Regions from separate parts of the Homo sapiens genome. Here region 2 is linked to region 1. Evidence: chromatin loops called from intact Hi-C (ENCODE). Cell type or tissue: endothelial cell of umbilical vein. All regions are shown on one strand. Each heading gives the region's core, and the rest is flanking DNA. Links, peaks and the distances in the headings are about the cores only.

What was found. Hi-C counts contacts between places; a loop is a spot of excess contacts. Peaks named below come from ENCODE experiments on the same cell type or tissue, not always from the same donor. Only the 100,000 strongest peaks of a DNase experiment are listed, where the experiment ranks them.
Region 2: it touches region 1 in a loop (6-fold over the local background); 6 of 110 quality-filtered maps call a loop at or near these places.

What each region holds. Positions count from the first base shown.
Region 1 is chr10:95,242,893-95,251,712 of GRCh38, forward strand. PDLIM1 (PDZ and LIM domain 1) reads right to left here. Exons shown (of 7, transcript NM_020992.4): 5 at 4,323-4,474. Among named protein-coding and RNA genes, the nearest start is that of PDLIM1, 44 kb to the right of the region's middle. RefSeq lists an enhancer at 2,521-2,580. In endothelial cell of umbilical vein, for the core only: a CTCF peak has its summit at 3,793 (motif pointing right); a DNase peak (open chromatin) is centred at 3,839.
Region 2 is chr10:94,962,010-94,966,009 of GRCh38, forward strand. The region is part of intron 5 of CYP2C9 (cytochrome P450 family 2 subfamily C member 9); the gene reads left to right. Among named protein-coding and RNA genes, the nearest start is that of CYP2C9, 25 kb to the left of the region's middle. In endothelial cell of umbilical vein, for the core only: a CTCF peak has its summit at 1,978 (motif pointing right); no DNase peak of the experiment used is centred there.

The DNA of each region.
Region 1 (8,820 bases), core at 1,766-5,765:
CTGGGCAGTTTGCAAAGGCACTGATTGGGCTGAGAACCAGCTCAATGAGGTCGGGCTCTCTTATGCAATGGGCTTTTCACATTTCACACTTAAAGACCTGGAATCCACTCAATCCATAGAAAAATCACCAGGAAAGAAGAGAGGCTGCAAAAGGGTAGAATGAGAAAAAGCCAGGAGGGACATGAAATCTCCATTAGGTAGGAGAATCCACATCTTTTTCTAGAATGAAGAGACCTGACCTGGATAAAACTGGGCACAGCTTGGGGGAGAAGGCTGCCTGCCCAACAGAAGACTCACTGTGGCCTGTTCAGCCCTACAGTGCCACCTGTTGGCTTCAAGGTTTTTTCTCTCACATATCCAGCCAACACTGCGAATCCAGAGAAATCTCTCTTCCTTTCTTCTCAACTAGCTTATAGTGAAAATACTAGCTTCCTTTGAACTCCAGGCAACTACAAAAATTTCCAAATTTCTCTTCTTACAGTGAACCCTGTATCCCAAATATTTCTGGAAAAAAAGTGAAAATTAGCTAAATAAACCACAGCTGTTTTTCTGTCCACTTCACTGCTCAACAACCTTGCATGACTTCACACTACCTTTAGAATCAAGCTCATGATTCTTAACCTTGCACCTGGTGGTCCCCCATATCTAACTCGAGATCACCCAAGGATTCACCTGGAACCCTGGGTAACCAGCCAAAACGAGCCTCGGTACTTGCTGAACTAGTCTCCAGTTTTCTCATCTCAGAGCCTCTGGCCACCACTGTGTTTTCTCAGCCCATGACTGCTCCTTCCAAACCTCCAATCATTGAAAGTCTCCTTCAATGGACAGATGAATGGATAAATAAAATGTAATATACACAAACAACGGAATAATACTCTGCCTTAAAATGGAAAGAATTTCTGACACATGCTACATGGATGAACCCCGAGGATATTAAGCTAAGTGAACTAAGCCAGGACCAAAAGGACAACTACTGCATGACACCACTTATACAAGGTATTTAGAGTAGTCAAATTCATAGAGACAAGCAGGAGGGTGGTTACCAGGAGCTGGAAGGAGAGAGGAATGGTGAAATACTCTTTAATGGGAATAGTTTCAGTTTTGCAAAATAAAAGAGTTCTATGGATGGATGGTGGTGATAGTAGCACAATCACATAAATGTACTTAATACCACTAAATTGTACACTTAAAATTTGTTAAGATGGTAAATTTTATATTAAGTATATTTCACCATTTTTCTTAATATAACGGCTTCTTCTGCCTGCAAGTTTTGGAATTTGATCCAGAACAAGATGAAGGTGAGGAACCAAGGGCCCCTTTCTCCTAGTCTAGAAGCTGAATTTTACCCAAAATGAGACAGCTTGTGTTGGGTCTTCAAGGTTTATGACCAAATACTGCTGTAGCCAAGCTTCCTTCAGGGAGGGGCCTTACTCACTGTGCACCTGGCAGTTTACAGACGTGGCTTTACTTAACCCTGTAAACAATCCCATGAGGTCCTGGCTATTAGCTTCAATGGATCTGTGCAGAAACTAGAGCTTAGAAAGGCAAGCAACTTGCTGGAGGTGTCACAGCAGGTCAGAGGCAGATCCTGGATGCCAGTGCTCTTTCTGCCCTGCAGCACTGCTTTCTGAACCAGAGGCGTTTCTGAATGACAGGACCTCTCATCAACTGCTTTTACTACCTTAACCTTTCACCATTTTATCTCAAATAAAAACAGGCATTTGGGGCCGGGTGCAGTGGCTCACATCTGTAATCCCAGCGCTTTGGGAGGTCCAGGTGGGCAGATCACCTGAGGTCACAAGTTCAAGACCACCCTGGCCAACATGGAGAAACCCCATCTCTATTAAAAATACAAAAATTATCTGGGCATGGTGGTACACATCTGTAATCTCAGATACTTGGGAGGCTGAGGCAGGAGAATCGCTGCAACCTGAGAAGCGGAGGTAGCAGTGAGCCGAGATCATGCCACTGCACTCCAGCCTGGGCAACAGAGCAAGACCCTGTCTCAAACAAAAACAAAAACAAAAACAAACAGGCATTTGGGTTCCTTCCCCGAAGAGCCTTCTGCATGTAAAGAATGTTTAGAATGGAATTTATCCTGTTACTGTCAGTAAAGATTTAATGCGGGTACACAGTAAGAGATACAGGAGAAACTACAAGATTTGCTATCTCCCTCTTCCCTTCCAGCAGAATCTTGATTCTCTTTGGGGCAAGAACCATCCAGACTAAGGGCTAAAATTTTTTTTAAAAAGAATCCTAATTCCCAGACTCTCGTTTAACTAGGTGTAGCCAGGTGACTAAATCATGGTCAATAAAATGGAAGAGTAGTGTGGGACTTCTGGGAAGGAGAAAGCTGGCTCATCTGAAATTGGAACTCCCCGGTTAGCATTATCTCCCTTCTTCCTCCCTGTCACCTGGGGGTAAGCATGATGGTTGGAACACCAGCTGCTAACCAGGACCACGAAGTAACCTTGGGAATAGAAGCCACAAATTTGGGTGCTGGAGTGCCGGATAGGAGTCCAGATCTTGAAGAGCATGGAGCTTCCAAATCCATGCTCAGGTCCTTCTCTGTGAGCTGAGATGAGCTCTGCAGCATGTCTAGTTGGGCACGGATGAACTTGACCTTGCCTCTCATTGAAGGGTTTCACATCCACGTAAGAGTGAAATAAGTTGTGGTTTCTCACATGTTTTTACAAAGCTATCATCCTCAAGGGTTGGCCCCCAAGTTGTTTGTCAGGCAAAGCTAATACTGGAACTTGATACGAAGTATGGCTCATTACTTCCCAGCTGCTCAGCTACTCCAAGCAAAAGAGGAAAGCAGTGGTAGAACAGTATCATTTTAGCATAAAAGAAGCACATGCAAACACATGGCCCATGGTTTCCTAATTTCCTATGGTTGTAAACTGCCACTCTCTCTAAAGAAATCACACAAATGGGGAGGAAGCCCAGGTGTCGGGTGTGTTCAGAAGAGAACTTTCTTATCAGAAAGGGCTCCCCAGGAAGCTGAATCTTCGGCTGCGGACTTTGAGGAGGGAGGTTCATCTTCCAGAGGGCACAAGCCTCTCAGCCAACATGCCAATCCCTTTGCAGCCTGGCTGAGGCAGGTCTCACACTCACCATCACAAGGTGTCCCCTCACTGGAGCATCCACTGTCTCTTTGCAGATGGGTCCATGAGAGAGATAGAGGGCATAGAAAACAAGACCCCACTGAAGTGCCCAAGCCTCAAGAAAGGAAGAGAGAGTGTGGAGGACTGGGCATCACAGGGACCAGGAAAGGGTACAAAACCCAGCTCTCTGGAAAAGACTGCCCATGAGCATCACAGGAGGTGCTGATGAGGAACTACCAGGGAAGAAGCGGGTGTGAGGGCTGCTGATCATCTTTGTGAGGGGAATAAAGCATCCCTTCTTCAATACATCCACCTGTCACAATTTCTCGACGTATAGCATTGTTATTAAGTGAAGATACTTTTACCACTGTCCACTTAAACATGATCATAATAAATGTACGTTACATAATGTCTTCAGTGAGAAGCATGTCTCCTGAGACCTGCAGAACCCTACGGGGTGACCCTGGGTGCCTCAACATCAAAGCTCACCCCAAGGACAAGAAAGCCTCTTCATGACATTTCAAACACCACAATAACTATGAAGCGAGTACTCAGTTACGATGATGGATGTTTTACACAACTTATGCCATTTCATGACCATGATAATCTTAGAGGAAAGGAGTTTTATCCCTGATGGACAGATGAGAAAACAGACCTGGGAAGGTTGAGATTTGCCAAAGGTCACAGAATAAGAACATGGCCACAAGGGGGAGCTCTTGGGCCCTCAAGAGGCCACCCACCTTAGAGCAAATGCAAACACATGCCCCCAAGCAAAGCCAGCCCCTGGCTTCACCGAGCACTAATTCATTCTCATTCTGCTGCTCATTGCCCATGGCCTTCATCACTGAAGTTCCTCAGCCACTACCAAGGTATTGTTTCTGGGCTCAAAGCAAATAAATGGCCAAGGGACAGACCAACAGGCTCCCACAGCAGTCAGGCTCACCCCAACCTTAGCATCCTCTTGCACATGTGACAGGACACAGTTGGCCAGGCCTGGAGTTTCTTAAATACAGACCCAGATGGGAAAATGTGGTCAGCACTCTCTTCCTCTCTCTCTCTCTCTCTCCCTCTATCTCTTTTTAAAGAATTTCAGCATTTTAAAAGCCCATGCCCTCCAAAGCAGGCTCCAGAGTGTGTTCACCTGTGCTTCCACAATGACTGACTCTCACATCTGACCTTGAACAAGAGCCTCTGACTGCAGATGGAGCTGATTACCTTTTTCTTCAGACTCCAGGATTTCCTGCAAAACCAAGAAAGACGTGGACTGTTTCGGGGGCTCATTCAACTCCTGTTTCTCCTGAAGCATCTTGTAAACTTCAGATTCTTTGTCGATGACAAGGCTGCTTGGAGGCTGAGCATGGTCTAAGCTGTAAAGAATGTTTGAAAAATTGATTAGGACATGACAGAAGTTAAAAATAACTTCACCAGGAACCTCCTCCAGGCAGACACTGCTGATTTGAAGGATGGATAGAAATGATCTCAAAGCCCTCTCCTAAATCAGCCACAGACCTGCTGCCAGCACAGTGAAACTGAGATGTCTTTGTAGTCAGAGCTGGCTGCTGCTTCAATGCAATCAGAGGCTCTTCTTCTAAATAGCTTCAGTAGCTCAATTACTTTTTGGCCTAATCCAGTGGAATGAGAATGCTCTATCTCTTTATAAATTCCATCAGCAGCATTATGTCCAGAGAAAATTTAGAGAAAAAAAAATGTCAACCACAAGCCAACCATGAAGAACTCAGCCGGGTCCCCCTTGTATGGGCCACAAACATTGCTTGCACAAGCAGGAATCATAGTGTTATTCATTCCCGACGATCTCACAGTGCTTTCCCTGTCTATAAATACTTCCTGATTCTCAAGGCCAGGCACTTGGGTCTCCTCACCTATAACACAGAGGTAACAGTACTTTCCTTGCCTGGTTCACAGTTTGGTGGTAAGGATGGGACACGCAAGTGCTTTGTGAACTGTTGATGTTCAGGCCCAGGGACTGGGCAAGCCAGGCCTTGTCTTCCCCACCTTCCTCCTGTCATGCTGGGTGACCCAGAACAAGATAAGACAGGCAGAGCCTGCCTCTTTCCCTGAGGGCTCCACTTTCTAAGCAGTGGACGGTGACAGGGAGGTAGTCTCTCATCAGCTATACCTGTAAATCTATCCTCCATCTGACCCCTTCTCACCTCCCCACCTCCCCCAGGTCCAAGCCATGCCATGCTTAGGCCAAAGTGATGGCCTCTATTCAAAATATCAGAGTGATATTTTTTGTTTTTTAGAGACAGGGACTCACTCTGTCACCCAGGCTGGAGTACAGTGGTGCAATCACAGGTAACTGTAACCTCGAACTACTGGCCTCAATAGATAAATCCTCCTGCCTCGGCCTCCTGAGTGGCTAGGACTACAGGTGTGCCACCATCCCCCGCTGATTTTGTCATTATTTTGTAGAGACAGAGTCTTGCTGTGTTGCCCAGGCTGGTCTCAAAGTCCCAGCCTCAAGTGATCCTCCAGCCTCGGACTCCCAAAGCGCTAGGATTATAGGCATGGGCCAGAGTGCCTGGCCTAGAATGATATTTTAAACATGAATCAGACTGTGTCATGCTGTGGCTCAATGTATTCTCATTTGACTTAGCACAAAATATTTAGTTTTAATACTAAAATATATGTTTAATCAAATTCAACTTTTTTGGAGTAAATGTTATCACAGAGGAGAAAGTCCCTCACATATGTGACCCAAACTTCTCCCTCCACACACATCCCCTGCCAGCCCTGGCCCACTCTGCTCTACTGAGACCAGGCTTCCCGCTGTGCCTGGGAAACACTAGCTTCACAGCCTATGCACTTACTGCACCCTCAGCCTGCAATGCCCTTCCCAGGTGTTGTCATGGCTCCCATGCTTCATCCAGGTCTCTGCTCAAGTGCACTCCTCAGAGAGGCCTTCCTGACCCCGACTCCAAACAGTCCGCCACATCCCCACTATCACTCTTAACTCCCTACCTGCTCTCTCACCATGGATTCCAGTGTATTCCCTTATTTCTTTGTTGTCTATCTCCCCCTGGAAAGTAAGCCCCAGGAGGGCAGGAGCATGGCCTGTCTTGCTCCCCATCACATTCCCAGGCCCGGCTCAGTGCCTGGCACAGGTCACAGTTCAGCAGGCAGCAGGCATCAGGCAAGTGAACGAACACTGCAGAATGGGTCCAGGGCCTCCTTCCTCCTTGCTGTGCTCCCCCTGTTCCTGCAGGCTCACGAGGTCCTCCAGGGCAGCCAGCCTCTGAGGGTTGTGCCAGGGACATGGGCAGCCCCACCTCCTGGCCCCAGATCACCACCTTCCTCTCAGCTGAGCTGCTAAGGAGAAAGGCCAGTGTGCCCAGTGGAACCAAAGAGCAAATATCAGATGGTGGGGCAATTTATTGATGCAGATGGATAGATTTGTATATAAACAAGTTGTGCTTCCTGAGTAATAAAGCTATAAAGTCTCCAGCCCACCAGGCTGCCTCCCAGCTTTACAGATGCAGGCAGTGGCCAGGAGTGGTTTTATTCAGCAACTCTAAACAGACTCTCTTTAGGGCTGGAGCCACTTTCACAGGTGCAAATGAATTATATCAGTTACGCTTACTCATTTCCAGGGTATATGTTTTCCCTGGGTAATTCTCCGCAAGTTCCCTTTTCCTCTCCCTCTCTTCCTCTCCTTTCTTCCTTTCTCTTTTCTGAGACAACCTCTGGGGCACGTTCAGTACTCAGGTCCCCAGCTAAAGGCAGAGTCAATCATAGCAATCAAGGTCCAGGTGTTTCCCTTCCACTCCAACCATGTTCTCACAATAAAGGAAAAGGCACCCAAAGAGTGGCATATGCTTCATGGCTACCAAAGAAGGTCAGAGTTTAAGTAGCAAGATTCATGGGTTGGTCACTCCGGCCGGCTGCATTTGGGGAAGGGAAAGCAGCTATCCCTGCCTGTCCTGCCCACTCCTGCTTGGCCTCTTCCCCCACCTGCAGGGAACTGTGGGTGCCTCTCAGGGCAGGCAATGGGGCCACCTGGGGGAGTTGTTTTAACCAAGGGTCTTTCTTTGTCTCACTTTCCAGCCCTTTCTTTGAGTTATATGCCTGACTCTTTGAGTCCTGAGTTTGGAACTTGCCCCATAATAAGCATATTACATTATTTTTGGATAAATCTTTTTTCTATTACACTTAGGACTATTTTAAAATTGAGATCAGACTATGGAATGTTCTTGGGAAAGATTTTTCTTCTTCTTTGGTGTATGTTATGTCTGGAAGCCACCAATGGAACACACCAAAAAAATGACAGAACCCAGACCACAAGGCCATCACATATTCTTCCAGCAAATCACCTTGTGAGGGATTTCTATAATTTAAAAAAAAAAAAAAACTTACCATTTTTCTCAAATAATGATAGTATCTTTAAACCACTGGACAATTTATAAAGGACTCTCAATATCTATTACCTTACTTAAGGTATTGATACACCTGACTCAAAAATAACATCCTAAGATCCAACGTCTAAGTCTTAGACACTAGATTACAAGGTATTGACATGATACCACAATATCTTAAAAAATGATGACAAAAATATGAAGGAGAAATGGAGCAAAAAATTTCTCGTTTTTATATTAAAAACAGCAATGAAAGAATATTACAGTGATATGGCTTCAGAAAATATAATACACACCACTCAGTCTCCAGGAGAAAAAGTTTTGACGGCGTAACAGTGAAAATGAACACTTTCTTCTGAACCCACTCTATACAGTTTTAATAACGAGTTTAAGCAAATTCAACTACTTTGGAGTAACAATACGTTACACAAAGTTTCCTAGTTCTTGTTTCTCCCTGGGAGCTGATGTGTATCTGTTTCCTAAATGTTTAATATTTTCTCCCACTATTTTAGGACGTGACCTGAGGGCCCCAGGGTTATTCTAGCCAAGCCACTCCCATCCCTGCCAAATAAGATGGCTGACACAGCCAGGCGTAGGAGGATCCTAGTGGTCTTTAGAACATAAGCAGAAACTCCCCTTGAGCCCACCTCCCAGAGGAGGATTTTGGAGGCTGAGCCTGCAGACCTTATGTGTTTCTCACACCTGCTCCAGCCAAAAGGGCAGCTGGGGTGAGGGTCAGAAGGACGAGGAGGATGGAAAGCAGTACGCCCATGGCTCTGGAGCATGGGTCAGCACAGCAACCCTGGGATGAAAGTCTACTCCATCAGAACCATGAAGTGCCCAGAGTGAGGATATAAGGGGCTTTTTTTTTTTTTTAACTTGGGCCATCATCTGTGGCAGCAACTTAATTATCTGTATATAAATCTCAGCTAGGCCAGGTGCGGTGGCTCACACCTTTAGGAGGCCGAAGCAGGTGAATTGCCTGAGCTCAGGAGTTCGAGACCAGCCTAGGCAACACGGTGAAACTCCTATCTCTACTAAAATCCAAAAAAAATTAGCCAGGTGCTGCAGCGTGTGCCTGTAATCCCAGCTACTTGGAAGGCTGAGGCAGTAGAATCGCTTGAACCTAGGAGGCAGAAGTTGCTAAAACAAGACAGCCATAAGAAAAAAATCCTCATTGCTGATACAACCTTAGTAGGGTCATTTTCTCACACAGTAAGAACATTTTGATACTTTAATAAAACTACCTGTATGTGAGATAAAAATTGGAATAGAAACGGGGATTACGTGAATTATTGAAAGCATCCAGACAGGAGAAGATGGTCTCCTCATAAAAATAT
Region 2 (4,000 bases), core at 1-4,000, 280 kb before region 1:
TGGCTATAGGTGTGTGGCTTTATTTCTGGCTTCTCTACTTCTGTTCAATTTGTGTTTTGTACCAGTTACATGCTCTCTTGGTTACTGTAGCTTACAGTATAGTTTGAAGTCAATGTGAAGCTTCCCACTGTTCTTTTTGTTTAGGATTGCTTTGGATTTGGGCTCTTCTTTGGTTCCATATGAATTTTAGAATAAAATAATATTGGTAGTTTGATAGGAATAGCATTGAATCTGTAGATAGCTTTGGGCAGTCTAGCCATTTTAATGATATTGATTGTTTCAATCCATAAGCCTGAACTGTTTTTCCATTTGTTTGTGTCATCTATGATTTTGTTCATCAGTATTTTGTAGCTCTCCTTGTAGAGACCTTTTTGCCCCCTTTGTTAGTTGTATTCCTAGGTTTTTTCTTGTGGCTATTGTAAATGGGATTGAGTTCTTGATTGGCTTTCAGGATGAACATTTTTGGTGTTTAAAAATGCTACAGATTTTTGCATATTTATTTTGTGTACTGAAATCTCACTGAAGTTGTATGTCAGTTCCAGGAGTTTTTGGAAAGTTCTTTAGGGTTTTCTAGGTCTGAATTGGGTCTTCTAGGTCTGAGATGGGTCTTCTACTTCTACTAGTAGGAGATGGGCCTTGCAATCTTGAAGACAGTAGAAGGATGGGTCTTATTTTTAATCCAACTTCCTACTCTTTGCCTTTTATGTGGAGCATTTAGACTTTATCTTCAATGTTAACACTGATATATGAGGTTTTGATTCTATTGTGAAGTTGTTAGCTGGTTGTTTTGTAGTTTCTATTGTGTGATTGCTTTATAGAGTCTGTGGGCTATATACTTAAGTGTGTTTTGTGGTAGCAGGTATTGTTCTTTCACTTCCATATTTAGAACTCCCTTAATGATCTCTTATAAGGCTGGTCTAATGGTAACAGATTTTCCTGGTAGTTACTTGTTTGGACAAGATTGTATTTCTTCCTTGATTTTGAAGCATAGTTTGGCAAAATATAAAATTCTTTTTTGTAATTTTTATTAAAATGAATGTTGAAAATAGGCTGAGCATCCTTTTAGCTTGACAAGGTTCTCTTTGTATGTGATCTGATTTTTTTCTCTAGCTGCCTTTAAAATTATTTTTTAGCCTTGACTTTGGACAGCCTGGTGAGTAAATGCCTTGGTGATGTTAATTTTGTATAGTGTCTCACATATATTCCCTGGGTTTATTGTATTTGGATGTCTACCTTTCTAGCAAGTTTGGGAAAATTTTCTCAACTTATTAGCCCAAATGTATTTTCTAGATTGTTTACTTTTTCTTCTCTCTCAGGAATGCCAATAATTCCTAGGTTTACTCCTTTTAAATAATCAGATATTTCTTGAAGACTGTTCATTTATTAAAATTATTTTTTCTTTATTTTTGTCTGACTTGGTTAGTTCAAAAGACTGGTGTTCAAGCTCTGAAATTGGTCCAGTCTATTGATAAACGCTTCAATTGAATTCTGAAATTCCTTAAGTGACTCTTTCAATTCCAGAAGCTTTGATTGATTTCTTTTTAAGATGTTTACTTCTCGCTCCATTTCCTGGACTGCTTTAGTAGTTTGTTTGCATTAATTTTCAACCCTGCCTTGGATCACTGAGCTTACTTGCAGTCCATATTTTGAATAGTTTATCTGTCATTTCTGAGTTGCCAGTTTGGTTAGGGTTCATTGCTGGGGAGTTCATGTGATCCTTTGGAGGTTTTACGACATTCAGACATTTCATGGTGCCAGAAGTCTTATGCTGGTTTCTTCTTATTTGGAGAGGCTGCCGCTTCTGATTTTTGAAATTATTTTTGTGCAGATAGAATTGTTTTTCTCTCCCTATTTTTGTTCTTTCCTTTTTCTCTTCCCCTTCCTATGGGATGTGACTATAAAGTATGTTGGGTAGGGCCTTTGACTTGGATTCTATAGCTGTGTTCACTTCTGTGGGTAGTTTTATATTGGCCTGTGCAGTTTGACATACATGTCAGTAGATGGCACTTATGAGCAAAAGCCAGCTGTGACTAGGACAACTTGATATAGCACAGCTTGATCCTTGTTTTCTGGGGGAACTTCTCTGTTTCCTCAGATAATCTGTTCATCTGTGGAATTCAGAGTAGTCTGGGCTCCCTGCTGAGCCCCAGGGGGATAAAGATCGGTGTCACTGGACTGGGCAGTCCTGTCTACAGGTCCCCTAATGGCAGGCACTAGCACCAGCACTGAGAGACAACTGATTTTTGCATTGATCTTGTACCCTGAAATTATGCTGAAATCATTTATTAGCTCTACTTATTTTCTATCTGTATTGCATGAGATTTTTCTATATAGAGAGAATCATGTTTCAGTCAAATACACATGATTTGAATTTTTCCTTTCCTATTTGAATGTGTTTTATTTTATTTCTTGCCTAATTGCTCTGGCTAGAACTTCCAATACTATGTTTAATAGTAGTAAAAATGGACATCCTTGTTTTTTTTCTTTTCTTTCTGATTTTAAGTTACAAGTTTTAGTCTTTCACAATTTAGTATGCTTTAGCTTTGCAGTTTTCATAAATATGCTTTATTATGATAAAGGAGTTTTATTTCATTTATAGTTTTCTGAGTGTTTTTGTTATGATGGGTATTAAAAGTTGTCAATTTTTTTTTCTGCATCTAATGAGATGAACATGATTTTCTCTTTTATTCTGATATGGTGTAGTGCACTGATTGACTTTCTTGTTGAACCACTTTTGAATTTCTGGGATAAATCTCACTTGCTTATTGTGAGATTTATTTTTATAATGTTTATTATTATAATTTTTTAATTTTGTAAAAAATTGTTGCAAAATACACATAACATAAAAGTTTCTGTATTAATCATTTTAAGTGCATAGTATTTTGGTATTAATTACATTCACATTGTTGTGCAAATGTCACTGCCATACATCTGTAGAATTCTTTTCATCTTGCAAAACAGAAACTTTATACCCATTTAATAATAACTCTTGGCCGGGCATTGTAGATCATGTCTGTAATCCCAGCACTTTGGGAGGTTGAGGTGGGCAGATTGGATGAGCTCAGGAGTTCGAGACTAGCCTGGGTAACATGGCAAAACCCTGTCTCTACCAACAAAGCAATCAACAAACAAAATGAAAGTAACATAATTTCCTCAACTGTGCAAACTAATTCATATTAATAATTCCATGAAATGTGTCCATAGTAACACAAGAGCAGAAGATGGGCCTTGTAAAGGTGGCCCACCACATTATTTGAGGTCTTTGTCAGTCTTATCTGCCAGATACTGTGTGGACTAACTGCAGTTAAAATTCCCATTCCCTTATCACTTGCCCTGAAATTTATCTGAAATCAAAGGGAATGGGTTGCCCAAAGAGAAGTGTCCAGAGACGTGGATGATGCGACAAGAAATGTTGTAGAACCACACCCCCACCTCAAATGATAACTCTACATTTCTCCCTTCCACCACCCCATGGCAACCAACATTCTACTTTGTGTCTCTATAAAATCGAGTATGCTGGGTACCTCATAAAAGTGGAATCATTACATATTTGCCTTTTGTGACTGGTTTATTTCACTTAGCCTAATGTTATGTTCTCAGGGTTCATTCATGTTTTTGCATGTGTCAGATTTTTCTTCCTTTCTAAGGGTGAATAATATTCCGTTGTATGTATAAACCAAGTTTGCTTACCCATTTATCTGTTGATGGGCACTTGGATTACTTTCACCTTTTGACTTTTTGAGTAATGCTATTATGAATATGGGTAAAAAAATATCTCTTTGATGTGCTGCTTTCAATTCTTTTGGGTATAAATAACCCAAAAGAATAACCCACCACGCCTGGTTAATTTTTTGTATCTTTAGTAGAAACTGAGTTTCACCATGTTGGCCAGGCTGGTCTCAAACTCCTGACCCTGTGATCCACCCACCTCAGCCTCCCAAAGTGCTGGAATTATAGGTGTGAGCCACGTCGCCCGGCCTACATTTATTGATTTGCATAT